Linked DNA regions of Homo sapiens: region 1 is linked to region 2. The links are chromatin loops, found by intact Hi-C in ENCODE. Cell type or tissue: Calu3. All regions are shown on one strand. Links, peaks and the distances in the headings refer to the core of each region. The heading gives the core; the rest is flanking DNA.

Region 1 (12,739 bases), core at 1-8,000, 93 kb after region 2:
GAACTTCCAGTAGGGAGGTGGATGTTACAGTAATGCTATCTCATTGTGTAAAAACCAAATCATTTCAAGAACATACAGAGGATTAACAACAACAACAACAACAAAACCCAACAAAGCAACAACTAGAATCTTTTTGAAGTATTTTTTCTTCAGTGGAAAGGACCAGTTTGAGACCTGTGAATTATTGCAATGACTAAACATATCGTTAGACAGGTGTGAAATAACCTGACAACCCAGCATTCTGAGGCAAGAAGCAGGAAACTGTTCTTTTCCCAAATGTGCGGTTCATTTCTGTCCACAAGATCTTGTTGCGGAATAAGAAACAATACAGTATTAGCTTAATGAAGATCCTTCCTCAGTGTGGCCCTTGGATACTTTGAAGGTGAAACTCACCAAACTCTCTGTCCTTCATTTGTTCTAGGAGGTAATTTGTTGCAAATGGTGGCATCATCAACTACCCTCAAAGAAATATATTCCTCACTGATGTTTAATGAAAAGGATCATCAAAGAAAGTGTCGTCCTTCCTGCCTTATTCAATGTTGTTTCTCATCATATCAGTCACTGTCCTGGGGATTGTGAGCTTTCCGCATCTCTGGTGTTCCTAGCAAAAAACTCATAGCTCTAACCCCTACTAGAAACAGACATTTCAAGTACTGCTATAGGATTAATTAAAAGTGCTTTCACCTAAGGAAAGGGGGAAAGTAAAAATCATCCACTCATAAATGTTACTCACGATTCACACATTTCCAGCAGCATCAGAAAGAAAAACGTCACCTGTATTCCTAAGAAACTACAATCTAGGTCTCTGCACACTACAGCTTGTTGTTTTAGCACTTCAGACTTTTAAAAATCCTTTTTAGTAAAGAAAATAACACTCATTCACAATACTGGCTATGATACTTCAATTGACACTCTTAAGTTCCAGCAGTCTCATTGTTATAAGTCAGTGTTCAGAGTCGCAGGCAAGAAACTTACCTTAAAGGAGTAGTAGAAGGAACCCCATTCCTTTCCTTCCACCACTTCAGTAAAAGTCACTGTTTCAGTGCAAGCCACTGGGGAAGAATCCAGCGTCTGCCCGGTCCCACTGGAATCGAAGCTGCCCTCTGTGAAGTTGGCTGGCATGGCTCAGGCGGGGTTGAGCCTCACTGTCCTTGCTCCTGCAGCTGAGTGAGGGAGTCCAGCTTGCCTCCTGAGAGCTGGGCAGCAGCTGCAGCTCTGCTGAACGGAGGCACAGAGCCCTCCCTGAGCCCACCTCACTGAAGAGCTCTGCCTGATGACAGGGAGGATCTACGTGCTGCTCTCTCCTTGGCAATTACCACCAGGTAGCCAGCATAGCACAACCCTCATCACCCCACAGTCCCACCCAGGGCCAGGGCCCCACCCCAAGAGCAAGGTGGAGCTCCCCATAGCCATCGACATGGCTCCCTGGATGAGACCCCTGTTCTGTTTTGCTTTTCCTTACTTCCACGGTGGACCCCCACTTCTGCTCCAGCTTCAACAATAAAGGAATTTGGACTAATCAGTAGGTGCATGAATTCGGGTCATGTTTCCACTTCTGAAATCAAATTATAATTATGCATTTGTTTCAGCTGAGGTTGCTTTCTGACTTAAAGCCTCACCTTGCCATCTACTGTGTCATGTGCTCTTATTTCCGTAAGTGTAGGCAAATAGTACGTTTGTATTTCACACCCTTAGTTCTATCTAGGTGTTCACAGGGCGGTTCTCAGAGAAACATGAGGTCTGTGTTTGTCAATAAGCTACAACACCTTGTGATATGACTGGGAGGGGCCTGGTGAAGATTCTTACTGCTTTCAGTATATTCACCTCAGCTTCTACCTAGGACCAATACTCAGGGCGAGGGTAGAAAGGAGGTAATGCAGCATCCTGGGCACCACAGACAGGGCTAGGCGAGAATACTAACAGCTATTCCTGTTTCACAAAAAACCTGCAAAGCACATTTACACGTTCTTTCATTCAGTTTCCCAAACAACCTTGTGAGATAGGCAGGGAAGGTATCTTTATGTTCTCCTTTATGCTAGCAGAGAGTGGCTCCAATAGGTGAAATGACTTGCCCAAGATCCCGCAGCTGCTGATGTAAATGAGCTGATAACCCATCTCCAGAACTTCCTAGACAGTGGTGCTTTTACTGTAACAGACTGGTTTGCATCAAATCTCAAATGTCTATGGGGCATGAAGGTAACATGAATGAGGGTAGCAGGCCAGGTATAAAACAATGGGAACTAAGCTGCTTATATGACAACCAAGCACAATACCTGATTCCTCACATTGAGAACACTCTGTGAACCAACCAGGTCCAGCCACTGGTTTATGGCACCTGGAATAAGAGGTAGTAGCTTTAGTGGCCACCACTAAAGAACCTGGCCCCCATGAGATCTCCTGGGGAAGCTTTATTATAAACCATCGAGCCCCAAGGAGGGCACAGTGCTCTAGCAATGAGAAGGCATTGAGTCTATAATGAAGGGCAGCAAACAGAAGTGAGTTGTGTAGAAAACTGGATAAGCTGTGGACTCTTAAGGAAAGGTTCAAAACAGGACAACAACTCAATAGCAAAACAAGTGCAGCATATTCCAACTAACAAATGAGTATGAAGATAGGCTCAACCATATTAAAAATTAAGGAAAATAACTAAAACCAGTAAGAATGTTTACCTATTATTATAGTGAAAGCTAGCGTGTGGCTATCCCCAAGTGCTGACAAGATTGAAGGGAAACGGGTGTACATCTTTACTTCTGGTGAGAGTTAGTTGATGTGGTAATTTTTGAAAAGCAATTCAGCAGTATTTAGTAAAGCTGGAATTACATATCCTCTAATGCATTGTTCCATTTCTAGATGCTAATAATTTTTCATCTCTATCTGGGTTACTTACATATGCTCAATTCACATAAATTCTTTGCACTACATACTTAAAACATATGCACTTTTCTGTAGGTATGTTTTACTTCAAGAAAATGTTTATAAGACAAAATCTGTGAGGAACTCCTGGGAGAAGGTAGAAGCTGGTTAGGTCACAGTGTGGTAGGGGCAGAGTGAGAGAAAGTGGCAGATGCCATGGACAGAGAATAGGTGGGGAGAGAGAGCTTTCTGGTTGTTTCCTTTTCTCTCCATTCATGATCCAGATAGACCATTGTTTAACCTGTGGCCACCCAAGAGAAACATTTATGTATCTATACAAGCAGTCATGCAAAATGATGCCTTCGCAAAGTATTAAAGAAACGTATCAGAAGCAACCTAAATATTCATGATGTCAAAATCAATGAATCATCCCAAACTGGAAACCACCCAAATGTCCATCAACTGGATGAATAAATTTTCATGTAGTCACACAATGAAATACTATATAGCAATAAGAAAATGATCTGTAGCCAAAAATAACATAAATGGAACTTACAAACATAATATTAAGCAAAATAATAAATATGGTTGTTTCCTTTTTTTTTTTTTTTTTTTTTGAGATGGAGTCTTTTTCTGTTGCCCAGGCTGGAGTGCAATGGCACGATCTCGGCTTACTGCAAGTTCTGCCTCCTGGGTTCACGCCATTCTCCTGCCTCAACCTCCCAAGTAGCTGGGACTACAGGCGCCTGCCACCACGCCTGGCTAATTTTTTGTATTTTTAGTAGAGACAGGGTTTCACCATGTTAGCCAGGATGGTCTTGATCTCCTGACCTCGTGATCCACCTGCCTCGGCCTCCCAAAGTGCTGGGATTACAGGTGTGAGCCACTGTGCCCAGCCCTTTCATCTTTATAAAGTATAACTGTGCATGTATATAACACAATGGAATACTATACAGTAGTTAGAAGAAAGTTGAGTGGACAAGAAGACAAACTAACATGGTATAATGATTAACTGTATGTGTCAGTTTGACTGGGCCATGGAGTGCCCAAATAGTTAAACATTATTCTGGGTGTGTCTGTGAGGTGGCTCTGGATGAGATTAGCATTTGAATTGGCAGACTGAGTAAAGCAGATTGCCCTCCCTAATGTGAATGGCTCTCATCCATTCAATTAAAGGCCTGAATAGAATAAATAGGCTAATTCTTCTGTGAAAAGCGGGGAACTCCTCTTGCCTGACTTCTTTGAGCTGGGACATTGTTTTTTTTCTGGCTTTTGGGCTTGAACTGAAACATCAGTTCTTCCTGGGTCTCAAGCCTGCCAGCTTTCAGACTGGAACTACACCATTGGCTCTCCTGGTTCTCAGGCCTTCATACTCAGACTGGAACTACACATCAGCTCTCCTGGGTCTCCAGCTTGCTTTCATGCGCGTCCGTGTGAAGAGAGCACCAAACAGGCTTTGTGTGAGCAACATGGCTGTTTATTTCACCTGGGTGCAGGTGGGCTGAGTCTGAAAAGAGAGTCAGCAAAGGGTGGTGGATTATCATTAGTTCTTATACGTTTTGGGATAGGCGGTGAAGTTAAGAGCAATGTTTTGCGGGCAGGGGTGGATCTCACAAAGTACATTCTCAAGGGTGGGGAGAATTACAAAGAACCTTCTTAAGGGTGGGGGAGATTACAAAGTACCTTGATCAGTTAGGGTGGGGCAGGAACAAATCACAATGGTGGAATGTCATCAGTTAAGGCGGGGCAGGGCCTTTTCACTTCTCTTGTGATTCTTCAGTTACTTCAGGCCATCTGGGCGTATACGTGCAAGTCACAGGGGATGCGATGGCTTGGCTTGGGCTCAGAGGCCTGACACTTGCTGCTTGCAGATCTTGGGACTTCTTAGTCTCTATTAATTGTGTGAATGATTATTTCATATTGTATTCCCTATAATAAATTTCTCTCTCTGTTTCTCTCTCTCCCCCCTCCCTACACACACACACACACACACACACACACACACACACACACACCCCTCCTATTAGTTCTATTTCTGTTTCTCTGGAGAACTCTAATACACATTCTTACCTGAACTCATTTGTAGAAATTCTGTCTCTTCCTTTTCTAGATGAAGGTCACCTTTCCCAGGTTACTGAGTCCCTTCTTTTCTGCTAGGAGAAGCTTTGCCTCAGTCTCATATCAGCCACATACTACTGGGAGATACTTGGTAAGAACATTTTTAAGTTTTGACCTTTCTAGTGTGACAAGCTTTGCCCATGATACAGGCATTTTAGCTTTAGCAGGGATGGAGAGTTCTGGAAGAGAATGCTCAAGGTTCCATGGATCCCCCCAGCTTCCTGCTTCATACATTCACTATGGGAGCCCTGGCCACAATTTTTATATCCTTGAACAAATACATCATTTTCCTGTAATGCTAAAAGAGAAGAGTTCATAAGCTTTGGAATAAAAGTTATAGGCAAAATATTTAAACTTGTTTTTTATATATGTATTTTTAATGGTTATTGGGGTCCATCTCAGTAGGGATTGACACTCTGCCTCATTGCAGGGAAAGTCCAAAAGTTTCTGTTAGTGCTATGTAAATGAGAAAGTTCTGGAGCTTGCAGGTATTTCCTGACTGTCCACAGTGATGCATTTGTTAGCTAACATTTTGTTAGTTGGCCTTTTCATATATGAACTGTGCCCTGGGCTGTCAAAATGATCTGGATTCAAACTTGGCTCTGCTATGTCCTGTCTGTGAGTCCCTGGATTATTTACTTAACAGTTCTAAGCCTCTTTCTTCTCATCTGTTAACTGAGAGACTGTGGTGCCTGCATCATGAAGGTATTGGAAATCAAATGAGATCTAATTGTCTTCCTTCTTGTCTTCTGCTTAATCGTTACTATTTTTAAAAATGTGAACAATTTTTCCTTGACTCTTTCTTTAGTCTCCAAATTCCTGAATGGAGACACTGCACCTTTTCTCCTTGTATCCTCTGACAAGTTTGAACTTTACCAGAACCCTGTGATCCTGGAAAACAGAAAAGGTTAATAAATGCCCCCACTGCTTTGTGTTCCAGAAAGGGCTTTGTGCAGCTAACCATTATTCCCCATGTGACTTAAATCAGATTCACCAATGCTGCCTTGTGGGCATTGATATGGTTCAAATGTTTTGTCCCCTTCAAATCTCATGTTGAAATGTGACCTCTAATGTTGGAGGTGGGGCCTGGTGGGAGGTGTTTCGATCATGGGGGTGGATCCCTCATGAAGGGCTTGGTGCTGTTCTTGCAGTAATGAGTGAGTTCTTGATTTTAGTTCTCATGAGATCTGGTTGTTCAAAGAGCCTGGCACCTCCTCCTTTCTCTCTTGCTCCCTCTCTTGCCATGTGGCGTGCCTGTTCCTACTTTGCCTTCTGCCATGATTGTAAGCTTCCCAAGGCCCTCACCAGAAGCAAATGCTGACACTATGCTTCTTGTACAGCCTGCAGAACTGTGAACCAAATGAACCTCTGTTCTTTTTAAATTACCCAATTTCACATATATTTTTGTAGCAACACAGAGTAAATAGCCATCAACACTTATAACAAGGCCAGACGCAGACCCTCTAAATTCCTTTTGTTTGTCTCATAAATGATATTAGCTAAGCTGTTTTGTCCCCACTGATCAATCAGAAAAAAATGCAGGCTAAACCAACTTTGGTTAAGATTCTTTGCTTCTCCTAGGCTGAACTTTGTCCCGCCCTCAGCCTCAGCCAGCACACAGCTCCTCCTCCACAGCCTCTCCCTGGAGTACGCTGCAGAGTTCAGGGTAAAATATTCCCTCATCTACTGGCAGATCGTGTCACTCCTGTCATGGTACTTCTCCACACCTGGTTCTTTCTAGCCTTGTCTATTCTTTCCTATGAAAGAGAATCTCTTTTTTCCTAACCCTTGAGATACTTCCAGATCTCATGATAAGAATGTTCTCCAAACTACAACAGCCCCTTTCTCCTTACTGTAATGGTCCAGTCTCCCTCTTGCACTAATCCTTTCGAATAAAGTCTCTTTATTTTATTTTATTCTATTTTAAGATGGAGTCTTGCTCTGTTGCCAGGCTGGAGTGCACTGGCGTGATCTCAGCTTATTGCAATCTCCGCCTCCCGGGTTCAAGGAATTCTCCTGTCTCAGCCTCCCCAGTAGCTGGGACTACAGGCCCATGGCACCACGCCCAGCTAATTTTTGTATTTTTAGTAGAGACTGGGTTTCACCATTTTGTCCAGGATGGTCTCGATTTCTTGACCTTGTGATCCGCCCGCCTCGGCCTCCCGAAGGGCTGGGATTACAGGCGTGAGCCACCCACCGCACCCAGCCTGAATAAAGTCTCTTCTTACCTAAGTGCCAAATTGTTTTTGGACATTCTCAGAGTGTTTAAAAATGCATGCTGTATTGAATTAAAATATGTTATTAGCTCAAAATTCAATCACAAAAACTGTATTAAGCAATTAATATATGAGGAATAAGTTGTATCAGATTTTGCCAGAGCTTCCCTGACACATGCAAATTCATGGTTTGGTTGGGTAGAATAGACACAAATGCTCTCAGTTAAATAACAAAAGAAGAGTAAAATAACACAAGCATAGTAGGTGATAAAGGCAGTGTGATTAATCTCTGAGTAGCAAAGAGAATTATTCTTTTGAGTTCCAAGGAAGCAGAGCTCATAGTTTTGAGGTTTAAATTTGGGCTTGGGTGTTTTTAGTAACTTTGGATGAAGAACACAAGTTTTATTTTCCCACCTGAGTGCAGAATGGTAAGTGTGGATTGTAGAGCAAAGGAAATTAACTTCCACCAGTGGGATTTTGATCCTCTGATATCAGAATGTGTCACAGCCTGCAGAGATTAAATTTCTCAGCATTAGGTGTAAACAGACACTCACTCCCATGACTTTGCTTTCAAAAAAATTAGCTGACATTTAAGCTTGAAATAGCCATGTTGTTGCACCCACTATTTAATTCAGATATATCACAGATGCTGCATTTGGATGTTTATTCTATAAAAAAAACTGTGTAAAAGTGGATTGGTTGGAAGAGTTGTAATTACTCAGATAGGATCAGGAAAGAATATGGGAGAAGGTAAAGGGGGAACTCCATCTCACCACTGTGCTGGGTGCCTGAAAGATGTCACAACATTTAATTCCCATAATATTTCCTTAAAGTAGGTGCATATTTCCCCATAGTGAAGGTGCGGAGAGCTCTTGGTAAGGAATAACTCTTCAAGTAGAGAAATAAGATAAGAAATGACCATTGACTTTCCACACCAGTTAACTTTTCATAGTACCTTAGTTTTGGCTTGGAATTCTGATATGGTGGTGAGGGTTCTAAATCATTAGTATGAAATAAGAGTATCCTCAGCATAGCATTAAACAGAAAATTGCTTTGAGGGCAGAGAAATTCTTGGGATCCTGCAGAAAAGACAAATGTGGTATATTATATTTAGTAATTGCTTGCTGTAATGGGTACAAGAGGTTATACCTGTTACAATGATTAAGAAATACAGTCCCTAAAGAAATGGAATGCAATGTTCTACTTAAAGGAGGACACTAGAATAAATATGATTTCACAGTCCATACTTTTAGGGTTGTATTTTTCTAATTATAACACCAAACTGTAGTTCCTTTAAATAAATACCTGAAGATGTAAAGACACAACTTATATTAACTGCTAATGTATTCCTCAGTGCCCAATTGTGATTCTTATATTCAGCTCTGCATTCTGCTTTTTAATTCCACTTGTTGTAGATTTTTGTATTAAGGTATATATTTTAGTGTCTCTTTGTTCTGCTAACATGAAATGTGTTATGATTTATTCAATCATCCCTATAATAAAGATTAAAGTTTTTTCTGAGTTTCCAGAAACAGCACCGAACAAACATTCTTGAGCTCTTGTCTGATTATTTCCTCAAAATATTTTATTGAAGTACAATTGCTATTACTACATCTTCATCAATTCCTTCTTTTTCTTTCTTAATTTTGCTGTCTTTAAAAAATCTGAATGCTTGGATTAAATACTTAACGTTTATTTTCATTCATTCATATTTATAATTGAAGCATTTAAGGCAACGAATTTTCCTCTGAATCTGCTTTTAGCTGTGACCTGGAGAGTCTGATATGTGGTATTTTCATTTTCATTATTTTCTACAATAAATACAATGTGTGTCTGATTTCTTCTTAGACCAAAGAATTACTTGGAAGTGACTTCTAAATGTTTATATTTTTGTTCAGTTTAATTTCAAGTTTTGTTTATTTCTTGAATTATATTTTGAAGGCAAGTTCTATCTTTTGAAATATTTTAAAACATTATATATATATGTTCAGTTTTTGAAAAAATACCTGGAATTCTATTTATAAGATAATTTCACAAATGCCTGTGTGTGTGCACATGTGCGCACGCACACACACATATTTTTAGAAGCATTTTATTAGGTACTCTTAGTTCTACTGAAGTCTCTAGAATCTCATTTCTTTACCTTTTAGCTTTTGTCTACCTAATTTGTCAAAGGCACAGAAAGGTTTGTTTATGTTTTCCATTATTATTGGGGCCCTGTGTTTCTCTTTGTATTTCCTCTAGGTCTACACTGTACATTTTGATGCTGTATTGTTGTCATAAAAAGATTCATGACACACGTGATTATGTTGAATTTGTCAACCATCAAGTAAAAAGACTCTCATATAATTTTTTCACCTTGGATTTTGATTTGTTATAAACTAATTTTATGTGCTGATATCAGTTAATAATTGCTTTTTAGTCCAAGTACAGAGATCTTAAAAAAAGAGCAATTTGAACAAAACAGAATGCTTGTTTGTCTTTCCCTCAAGAAAGATAGAGTCAAGGTATTGTGGTGAAGACACAAGGTAAATAACATGATCACCTTACTTTGGGCCTAAGAACTAGAGTTGGTAAGTTGCAGAACCAAAACTTTCAGTCATGGAAGTCTCCAAAGCTATTGTTCTTAACCCTTTTATTACACTAAATCTGCAGAGCTATTATAGTGTTCATCATAAAGAAACAAACTAGTTTTAGAAAAAAAAGTGGTTGTACCAAGGAATCCTGTATTTCAAGGATAAACAAGTTTTACATGCATTCAGTAAAAGTGAGTCACTAATAAAGAAATACTATATTAATTTAGTAAGTAAATAAAAAAACAGTATCTTGAATTTTTTCTTTACAACATTATATGCCAGAAAATAATTTTTACAAAGTCAAGTTTGAATTAATGTAGGAAAGCAATGGGGAATTAGTGGTAACATGAATCAAGGGGTGGTGAAGTGGTTCCAGGATATCATTAGTGACCCAGGCTCATCGTATCTTCTTGCTCTGTTTTCCTTGATGAAGTGCTTCCATCTTTAAGGTCACCATATGGTTGTAAGATATACATTTCAGCTTCATCGTGTTTGCATTCCAGCCAATGGAAGAAGGAAAGGGGAAAGACAAAAGGGAGCTCAGCTCTTTTTAAAGGAATTTTCCTGGAAGCCCTCCCAGTAACTTCCACTTATATTTCACTGGTCAGAACTTAGTCACATAGCTTCTCCTATTTGCAAGGGAGGCTGAGAATATGGTCACGCTCTATAAAATCAGGATTCTTTAAGTAAGTCAGATAAGCAGACAAATCCCTTGGTATGCATGGAGGATTTGTTGTAAGACTCCCGTGGATGCCAAATCCAAGATGCTCAAGTCGCTTATATAAAACGGTGTAGTATTTGCATATAACCTATGCATATCCTTACATATACTTAAAATCATCTCTAGATTAATTAAATACAATGTAAATGCTAGGTAAATAGCTGTTATACTGTATTTTTAAATTTGTATTATATTTTAGTTTCTTTTGCATATCTTTACTGATTCTTTTATTCTCTACATTCTGTAATCATTGGCATTTGGTGTCTCTTGTAAATATATTTTACTTATTGTTTTGTTTAATATGAGGCTATCTTTCTTTTAATAAGAGAGTGATTTAACCATTTGTATTTAGTATTAAACATCCTGTGTTTGGTCTCTCTATATACTTCCTGATTTTTACCTTTGTTTTCTGTCTTTTACTGCTATTTAAAATATTTTCTTTAGTTTTAGTATTACCTTTGCATTTTTTCTTTATGTTATCTTTCTAAGGTTTTCTTTAATTCTATTTTCTTCTGCAACATGAAAGATAATACAATTTTTTTTGCTCTACTGATGTATATTTTTACAACTTAAAAATTTTGACTAAATTTCAGACTGCTAGTTTATCAACAACAGGAATAAGACATTATTTATTGGATTCCCCTTGTGAAAATGGGAAAAGCAGCTCATATGCATTTCTTCCCACACTGCTCCCTCGGCCTCTTCTCAAACCAGTGGAATTTTTGATGCAGGATCGAAGTTAGATATGGTGCATATTGTCTTCCAAGAAATATCACATGTATACTTTGTCTAGACATGATATTTACCAGATCAACTGTTACATAATTTGATATTAAAGTGGATTCATTGCCCACTATAAGTACTTCTGTATCTTACTTATGTGTTTGTGAAGTCTAAATTTTGATTTCTACCTAAATTAGCTGGACAATGTCTTTAAGTAGTTGCTTGACTTCTTGATTCTTAGCTACTTGTATATTTGAGAGCTTCCATTAATTCTAACTTGACTTTGTAGACATTGTTTTCTGGCATTTAATGTTGTAAAGAAGAAATCCAGGGTACTATTTTTCATTTACTTATGAAATTAATTAATATCTTTTTCCTTTTTAAATGACTTACTTCTACTGAATGCATATAGAGTTGTTTATTTATCTTTGAAATGCAGAATTTCTTGGTATAATCACTTATTTTTTACAAGTTGTGTCGCTTTGTGATGAACACTTTAGCTCTGCAGATTTAGTATAACAAAATGGTTAAGAACAAAGGCTTTGGAGACTTCTCCAATAAGTTTTGGTTCTGCAGTTTACCACCTGTAGTTCTTAGACTCAAAATAGGGTGATCATGTAATTTATTGTCCAGACTCATAAATTTGAGAATAAAATGGGTATTTTAGGTAGTTTACATGCAGTAAACCAGAATTGTCCTAAGCAAACAAGATATCTAGTCATCTTAGCTCTAGGGATCCTTTGTAAAATGGAAATTATAGTTCATGCTTCCTAGGGTTGTTGTGATGGTTCAAGGAGCTGATGTGTGCTCAGTGCAGTTGTGGTACATTATTGCCTGATATTTATTCTTGCTAATGATAGTATTATTTATGTTTAGAATTCTCTTCAGCTAAAAAGACATTTTAAATAATATCTTTAATATTTTTATGTTGATTCTCCTCTGCACCCCAAGAACACTAATTATCCCTACTCTGTTCCTCATTTTATGTCATCTGTATCTATCTATCATCTATTCTCTGATCACCTTAATCTCTTTCTCCTTTTTCTCTGCATTGTCTGTGATGTCTTTAATCTTCATCTGATCAACACTAGATTTGGGTCTCTATTCTCTTTTTCATTCTTTTTAATACCAGTTACAATTATGCAAACGCACTATAAATTACTCAAATTATTTCTTTAGTACTACCATCTTCCTTTTAATCTGTCTTCTTATTCTAGCATCAGTCTTTTATCTCTAGTTAGACCTCAGTTTCAATACTAGTACAATGGAACATAACATCAAACTTAGAGGCTCATTTATAGGACAAAATGATATAAAGCACTTAGAATAATGCCTGGAATATAGTCAATGCTCAATATTATCATTTTAGAGTTTGTTTTTTTAAAAAAATTCCTGCAGCTTAAACTATTTTCATATTTTTGAAGTAATTTTTTCCAAAGTAATAAGCTTTATTTTTGCATGTTATATCTACTTAAATTTTTACATTATTTTTGCAGAATTGTAAAGTCAATTCTACATGTTTTTCTAAATAG
Region 2 (8,000 bases), core at 1-8,000:
GCTGGAGAGATCAGGTGAGAGAAGGGCATCCAGGTAGAGAGAGCAGTGTGTGCAAAGGCATGAAGTAAGGACCACAGGTTGTCATTTACTTATCATTTAATATGTCATTGAGTTTACTAGTCTTTCCAACTAGATTGTGAGAGACTCGTGGAGAATATTCCTAATTCAGGCTTCTCATTCCCCTTCCCCCAAACATCTAGTAAAATTCTGGACACTCATAATTGTGGCAGGCCAGGTGTCACTGACAACTCTTTCAGTACTGACTGAGTGGTTAAGTTAAATATTAAAAGCCAGTGCCCCTGTACGAAGGCTGGAATGTAACAAAAGCCCATCAAGAGTTTTACCTAGGCCTTTCCTGGGACTTAAGGCATGACAAAATAACAAAGGAATTCTTAACAGGACCCATTTAGGATTAAACAAGTTTCACTGGGGGTCTAAGGAAACTCCTTAGGCCTCCACAAACAAGTTTATTGGAGGTCTGAAGGAACTCCCAAAACCTCTGTAATTTAGCAGGAGACAAGATAAGGGTAATCCCCCCAGCACCTGGACCCATTTAGATTAAGTAAATTTACTGAGGCTCCAGAGGAAGGTATTTAGGACTCAGACCTTGGTTATAGATTAAAAGAAGTTAACCATTTACATCTTTAGATGAATGCATACCTTACACGTAGACATATAGTTTGGAAGGTATATAAGCTCTGGAAAACTTTGTAATTTTAAGTTGGTCTGGCAATAATTTCCAGGCCTTCTCCCCGTCACCGGTTGCAGAAAATAAAACTCTCTTCCGAAGTTTCCACAGGACTACCGGCTGGCCCAGCAGGTGTGCCATGCCATCGCCAACATCTCTGACAGTAGAAAGACTTCTCTGGGCAAACGTCACCCCCACTTCCAGTTGCCTCAGGAACACAAGTTGTTTGAGTGACTGCGGGAGACGGTCCCGAAAGGCTTTGTCCACCAGACCCACTCTGGATCCCATTCAAAGAGGTGGCAGTGACCCTCATTTACCAACTGGCAGAGAGTCCCACAGTGATCTGTGCCCAGATATGGCAGGGCTGTGCAAAACAGGCCCTGGAGAAGCTAGAAGAGAAGAGAACCAGTCAGGGGGACCCGAAGGAGTCTCCCACAATGCTCCCCACTTTCCTGTTGATGAACCTCTTGTCCCTGGCTGGGGATGTGGCTCTGCAGCAGCTGGTCCACTTGGAGCAGGCAGTGAGTGGAGAGCTCTGTCAGCGCCGAGTTCTCCGGGAAGAACAGGAGCACAAGACCAAAGATCCCAAGGAGAAGAATACAAGTTTCGAGACCACTATGGAGGAGGAGCTGGGGCTGGTTGGGGCAGCAGATGACACGGAGGCAGAACTAATCCGCGGCTTCTGCAAGATGGAACTGTTGGATGGCAAACAGACACTGGCTGCCTTTGTTCCACTCTTGCTTAAAGTCTACAACAACTCAGGCCTCTATAGCAACCCAGACCTCTCTGCAGCTGCTTCACCTACCCTTGGCAAGTTCTGCATGATCAGTACCACTTTCTGCAACTCCCAGCCTCATCTTCTGTTCACCATGCTAGAAAAGTCTCCACTTCCCATTGTCCGGTCTAATCTCATCGTTGCCACTGGGGATCTGGCCATCCACTTTCCCAATCTGGTGGACCCCTGGACTCCTCATCTATATGCTCACCTTCAGGACCCTGCTCAGCCAGTGTGGAAAACAGTGGGGCTGGTGATGACTCCACCTGATCCTCAAGGACATGGTGAAGGTAAAGGGGCAGGTGAGTGAGATGGCCATGCTGCTCATCAACCCTGAGTCTCAAATTGCTGCCCTGGCCAAGAAGTTCTTCAATGAGCTCTTCCACAAGGGCAATGCAATCTATAGTCTCCTTCCAGATATCATCAGCCACCTGTCAGACCCCGAGCTGGGGGTGGAGGAAGTGCCTTTTCACACCATTATGAAGCAGTTCTTCTCCTACATCATCACCAAAGACAAGCAGACAAAGCCTGGTGGAAAAGCTGTGTCAGCGGTTCCACACAGCCTAAACTGAGCAGGTGCAGCAGGACCTGGCCTACTGTGTGTCACAGCTGCCCCTCACAGAGCAAGGCCCTTGCAAGATGCTTGGCAATTTTGACTGTTTTGGAGATAAACTGTCAGATGAGTCCATCTTCAGTTCTTTTTTGTCAGTTATGGGCAAGCTACAACATGGGGCCAAGCCTGAGGGCAAGGCTATAATAGATGAATTTGAGCAAAAGCTTCAGGCCTGTCATGCCAGAGGTTTGGATGGGATTGAGGAGCTTGAGATTAACCAAGCAGGTAGCCAGAGAGCCCCAACAGCCAAGAAACCATCCACTGTTTGTAGGCACCAGCCTCTGGCTTCTGCAGCCTCAGACAATGACTTCGTCACACCAGAGCCCCGTCGTACTACCCATCGGCATCCGAACACCCAGCAGCGAGCTTCCGAAAAGAAACCAAAAGTTGTCTTCTCAAGTGATGAGTCAAGTGAGGAAGATTTTTTAGCCTAGATGACAGAAGACAGGACACCCAAGAAAATAACCCCCATTCTCAGAGCATCAGCTCGCAGGCACAGATCCTGAGAAGTCATCTTGCCTGTTCCTTTCCTCCCTGTGCAGGGTAACTTGTAGGGTGACCTAGAATTCTAATTCTGTTCCCCTTGTAGAATATTTGCCTGTCTCCTTTTTTGAAAAAAAAAAAAAATACATACACGATCTTTAAAATGCAAGGCCTTTCTCTTAAATTAGCCTAACTGAACTGCATTGAGCTGCTTTCACTTTGGAATATATGTTTGCCAGTCTCCTTGTTTTCTAATGAATAAATGTTTTTATATACTTAAAAAAAAAACTCTCTTCCTCCCCAGTTCATCTGCATCTCATTATTGGGCTACAAGAAACAGCAGCCCGACCCTATTTGGTCCAGGAACAATATTGGATAGAAATAAAAGACTAAGGGCAAACACAGAAAGAGTCATCTTAAAAGATTTAATTAAGTGCCTGAATTTAAAACATTCAACAGATCCCCATTCTTAGAATGGAAATTTCTCATCAGCCTTGGAATATGACGGAAACCTTCTAAGGATACGAAATTGAACTTTAATTGTGTCAGTTATTACAATAATCAGGGCCAAGCTGTGATTGGCAACTTGTCTCCCTTGTACTTTCTGCCCTTACTCAACAACCCCCTCTTGGGCCCCCAGGGCTTGCCTCTTAGGAAGATGTGAATTATTTTGAGTGTAATTGGGCTTGGCCTATGATATAGTCATTATCTGAATCCATTGTTTGCCAGGTAATTGCTTTGTGACTTTGGGCAACTTACTTAGATATCTTGGGTCTTAGTTTCTACCTTATAAAATTAGGGTGGGTATACTTACTTTGTGAAGATTAAATGTCCCACGTGTTTGGAACATTATAGGCTCCCAATAATGAACATCTTCCTTTACCTCTCCTCACTTCCCCTTTCTACCCCCTTCCCTTTATCCTTGAAAGATTTAGAAAGAGATTTTTAGGAAAAGGGATAAGGAGCTAGAGAATCAAGAGAAATGTTAAGACATTTTGCTGTGTACTGTGTTTCATGCCTTTTTCCACACATTCCCCCATTCCCAGGCATTAAGACTGAGGTTGAAGGTTTGGGGTACAACATCAAACTGAGAGTGGCCACACAGAGGCTCAGCTTTGTTTGGGTCATGAACATTGCAGAGGGAGAATCAGGTATTATTTATTTGGGAGAAGAGACCATTCAGGGGGCATGGCGCCTGTCACACACTCTTTCAAGGGCTGTCACCTGGGAGAAGCATTAGACTTTGGACTAATTCAAGGCTGGGCTCAGGGTCTTTTCTCAGTAATATCTTAGAGTTTCCAAGTAGCTTGCCTTAGAAGGAGGTGATTATCCCATCACTAGAGGTTGTTAAGTAAAGATCCTCAGTTCCATTGGTCACAGATTCAGGTACTGGGGGGAAGATGAATGCAATGGCCTATGCTATGCCTCCCAGACATAAGTGTCTAGGATTCTATTGTGATTGACAAATATGCCCCCTTCCGCCAATCCCACTCCCAGGCAGGATATTTCCCCCACTCCAGCAAAGCCTCTTCCACCTGCTCCCCCAGCACCTCACGCACACAAACTGAAAGAGTTCTCAGTTGTAAACAAATCAAACTGGTGAACTCATTCTCCAGGGCTAGTGACTGAAGCCACTTACTCTCTCAACAGCATTTTAATAGGGACATCAAACCTTGGCCCAGGAGTGACTCAGTAATGTAGGAATTCCCGGTTGTATGGCATGCAGAGAGGAACAGAATGGGCTGGCAGCTTGCCCAAGGTCACACAGCCCAGAGTAAATAAAACCCAGCTGCCACCACCCCTAGTCTCATGCTCTGGCCCCGTCCTGAGGCTGCTTTCTGTCTGGTCACCCTGGGGACTTCCTGCCCCAATCCCAAGCTGTGCTGGTGACTGTGGCATGGCCTGAGTGTGAAGTGGCTGTGATGGTGAGACCTGAAATAGTCCTCCCTTGCCGCCAGACGCTGGCATGAAGAATAGCAGCTTCACAGAGGTTTGATCAATAGATATTATGCGAATGCTTAGAGCAATAACATTCCTCTCCATTACCAGGCTAACACTCCCAGTAAAAAGTATGCCTTGATCCTGATGGTTTTATATTTTCTGGTTTGTCAGACTGAGATCAGGGTCTAACTGATGCCTATATGAAAGCATAACAGGTACATGACTGGCAGAGGTCCAACTCCTTTTTCTCTGAATTAGAGGCCCTTTTGCTGTGAGCTGGCAAGAGCTCCAGCTCTGTGCATGTCAATTATGTTCTCTGGCCAAAAGCCTTGCTGCACAGTAAACATGACTGGAGGCACAGTGAGCCTCATTTGTGATACGGTCCCCATATAAAGAAGGCAGAGAGGCAGCAGTGTCCAGATCCCTTCTTTAACTCGTCCCACCCATCACCCCAGGTATAGGGTCCTGGAATCTGAGCATTCATTATATATTTGTTTGTAGTTGTATAATAAAAATAAGATTTGTCGTGTTCTAAAACTGAAGTTAATTGCTAGTAAAAACTCCTACTCTGCTGGATATCAAAAACTTAATTGCAGTCAATTAAGTGTTTACTCTTTGTCCTTGTAGTCATCTTTAAGCTTTAGAAAACTCATGCGGTATCCAGTCACATGCGTGCGTGGGTGCTCGTGCACGTGTGTGTGTGTGTGTATGTGTGTGTGTGTCTAAGATGCCTGGTTCTTGGTATCATCTGTTATCATTGACATCTATTAAGATATCTCTGATTCCACCTTGCACTTAGCTGTCAGCAGATCAAAGTGGTGCCTCCTTGTTCCAAATGCAGGGCCTTCTTGGGCCACGGGCTTTGTCACAAAGGCATGGCTCTTGTTGCACAGAATAAGTACATTCTTCTGATCCCTGCACCAGGCTGCAGGTGCAGAGACCCACAAGTGGCTGTTTCAAGCTCTCTGCCTAGACACTCGCATAGGCATTTCTTCTCACTTTCAATATGCAGAAGAGGGCCCCTGTGCCTTACTCGCTCTCTGGACTGTCTCTTGAGAAAGTGGGTAGGGTGGGTTACAGATGCCCTTGCTTGTGATGTTCTCCAACCTGCAGCTCCTATTTCATGCCCCAAATCCTCTTCAGTGTCTGCCTTAGGGTTAAGGTCTCTCTCTTAGAAATGCCTCTTTTTTTTTTTTTTTTTTGTTTTTTTGGTGGAGTCTTGCTCTGTCGCCAGGCTGGAGTGCAGTGGCGCAGTCTCGGCTCACTGCAACCTCCACCTCCCAGGTTCAAGTGACTCCCCTGCCTCAGTCTCCTGAGTAGCTAGGACTGCAGGTGCGTTCCACCATGCACAGCTAATTTTTGTATTTTTAATAGACACGGGGTTTCACCACGTTGGCCAGAATGGTCTCGATCTCTTGACCTCGTGATCCACCTGCCTCGGCCTCCCAAAGTGCTGGGATTACAGGCAAGAGTCACCGCACCCAGCCAGAAATGCCTCCATGTTTAAGCTCTTGTCTCCTCCTCCCTGCATACTCCTCACTCTTTCCCATTCTTGGATCCAGGTAGCCTGGTTTTCATTTTTCCTTCTAAATCACTTGAAACTCAAGACCAAGAAATAGGCTACTTTGTTTTTCTCATTTCCTAATTAACCTGCATTGTGGCAGTAAAAACCTCATGATACAGTTTTCCAAATAGAGAATTATGTAATGATAGAAATGCTAAGACAGGGATGGGTGGAGGGAGAACACTTGGTTAAGAAGCAAAAATATTACAGCAGGTCTCCCCTTATCTGTGAGGGATATGTTTGAAGAGTTCCAACTGCAGATAGTACTGAACTCTGTATATACCATGTTTTCTTTTATACATACATACATAACTATGATAAAATTTAATTTATAAATCAGGCACATAAAGAAATGAACAACAATAATATACTGATACCATATGATAATGATAAATATATGCTGTAATAAAAGTTATGTGAATATGGGGTCATTCTCTCTCAAAATATCTTACTCTATTGCACTATTAACTGAAACCATGGAAAGTGAAACTATGGATAAGGGAGGACTACTGAATACAGCTAGTTTGATTCTTTCATTGCTTACAATCTTTTTTGATCAGAATTGCAGAGAAAATTAAGCTCCATGGAAAATAATTTGAGCTTTCATTTTCTCAATTTTTCCAAGGTTGGTATTGAGGTAGAAACATTTTGGAGGCACAGGAAAGAAATAACTGATTGTATCGATGGATGCTTTAGTGAAGTGGTTCTGAGTGTGTAGTCTGAGGACCTCTGAGGGTCACTAAGACTCTGAATCCATTAGGCAAAAACTATTTTTATAATTAATACTAAGACTGTATTTGTCTTTTCACTTTCATTTTCTCATGAGTGTACTATGGCTTTTGGAAAACTCAAATGTATAAACATGAACACCTGTGTACACACAGAAATCAGATGTGCAAAGATTGCATATATTGGGAATATCAGATAAACAGTATTACATAATATTTAAAAATAGGCCGGAGATGGTGGCTCACACCTGTAATCCCAGCAATTTGGGAGACCAAGGCAGGAGGACTGTTTGTGACCAGGAGTTTAAGACCAGCCTGGGCAACAGAGTGAGACCCTATCTCCAGAAAAAAAAATTAGCTGGGCTTGGTGGTGCACACCTATAGTTCCAGCTACTTGGGAGGCTGAGATGGGAGGATGGCTTGAGCCTAGGAGTTCAAGTCTGCAGTGAGCTGTGATCATGCCAGTGCACTTCAGCCCTGGTGACAGAGCAAAACTCTATCTCTAAATAAATAAATTAATAGATAATATATTGAAAGAAATTAAGCAGAAAATTGCAAGTTTGATGAAAGAGGAATTCTCTAATTGACTAGATAAATTTAAGAACAAAGTAGAACTTTTAGAAATGAAAAAATAATTGTAATAAAGTTAGAATCTCAATGAATATGTTGATTATAAGGTTGGAACCAATAAAAAGAGAAATAGTAAACTTGATGATTGGACCAAATAAATTACTCAAAAAGCAATAGAAAGAGACAAAGAGATAGACCAAAGAGAAGTGAAGAGGCATAATGAATAGGATGAGAAAGTCCAACAAAAATCCCACTGGAGTTCCAGAAGAAGATAATAAAGAGAATGTGAAAGAGGCACTATGGTAGTGACTAGGAATGTTCTATAATCAGTAAAGGATGCCAATATAGTTGTCCCTTTGTATATATGGGGTTATTGGTTTCCATGGATAGCCTTCCATGGATACCAAAATCCCTGAAATAAAATGATGCTGTGTTTGCATATATTAACCAAGCTTAAATTATCTCTATATTACTTTTAATTCCTAATACAATGTAAGTTCTATATAAATTGTTGTTATACTATATTGTTTAGAAAATTATGACAAGGAGAAAGTGTGAACATGTTCAGTATAGATGCATTTTTTTCTGAATATTTTCAATTCACAATTGGTTGAATTCATAAATGCAGAACCCATGGA

What was found. A loop is a pair of places that touch in the nucleus more often than their neighbours do. Peaks named below come from ENCODE experiments on the same cell type or tissue, not always from the same donor. Only the 100,000 strongest peaks of a DNase experiment are listed, where the experiment ranks them.
Region 1: it touches region 2 in a loop (6-fold over the local background); 1 of 110 quality-filtered maps calls a loop at or near these places.

The regions. Positions count from the first base shown.
Region 1 is chr7:34,646,796-34,659,534 of GRCh38, reverse strand. It overlaps NPSR1 (neuropeptide S receptor 1), which reads right to left and starts at 1,317. Exons shown (of 9, transcript NM_207172.2): 1 at 976-1,317. The coding sequence starts at 1,122. The region is part of intron 2 of NPSR1-AS1 (NPSR1 antisense RNA 1); the gene reads left to right. RefSeq lists enhancers at 3,939-5,138, 7,068-7,653. In Calu3, for the core only: no CTCF peak of the experiment used is centred there; DNase peaks (open chromatin) are centred at 3,924, 4,654, 6,134 and 6,574.
Region 2 is chr7:34,744,832-34,752,831 of GRCh38, reverse strand. All of the region lies in intron 2 of NPSR1 (neuropeptide S receptor 1), which reads right to left. All of the region lies in intron 1 of NPSR1-AS1 (NPSR1 antisense RNA 1), which reads left to right. It also overlaps the pseudogene NCAPD2P1. Among named protein-coding and RNA genes, the nearest start is that of NPSR1-AS1, 9.4 kb to the left of the region's middle. In Calu3, for the core only: no CTCF peak of the experiment used is centred there; DNase peaks (open chromatin) are centred at 271, 4,331 and 4,741.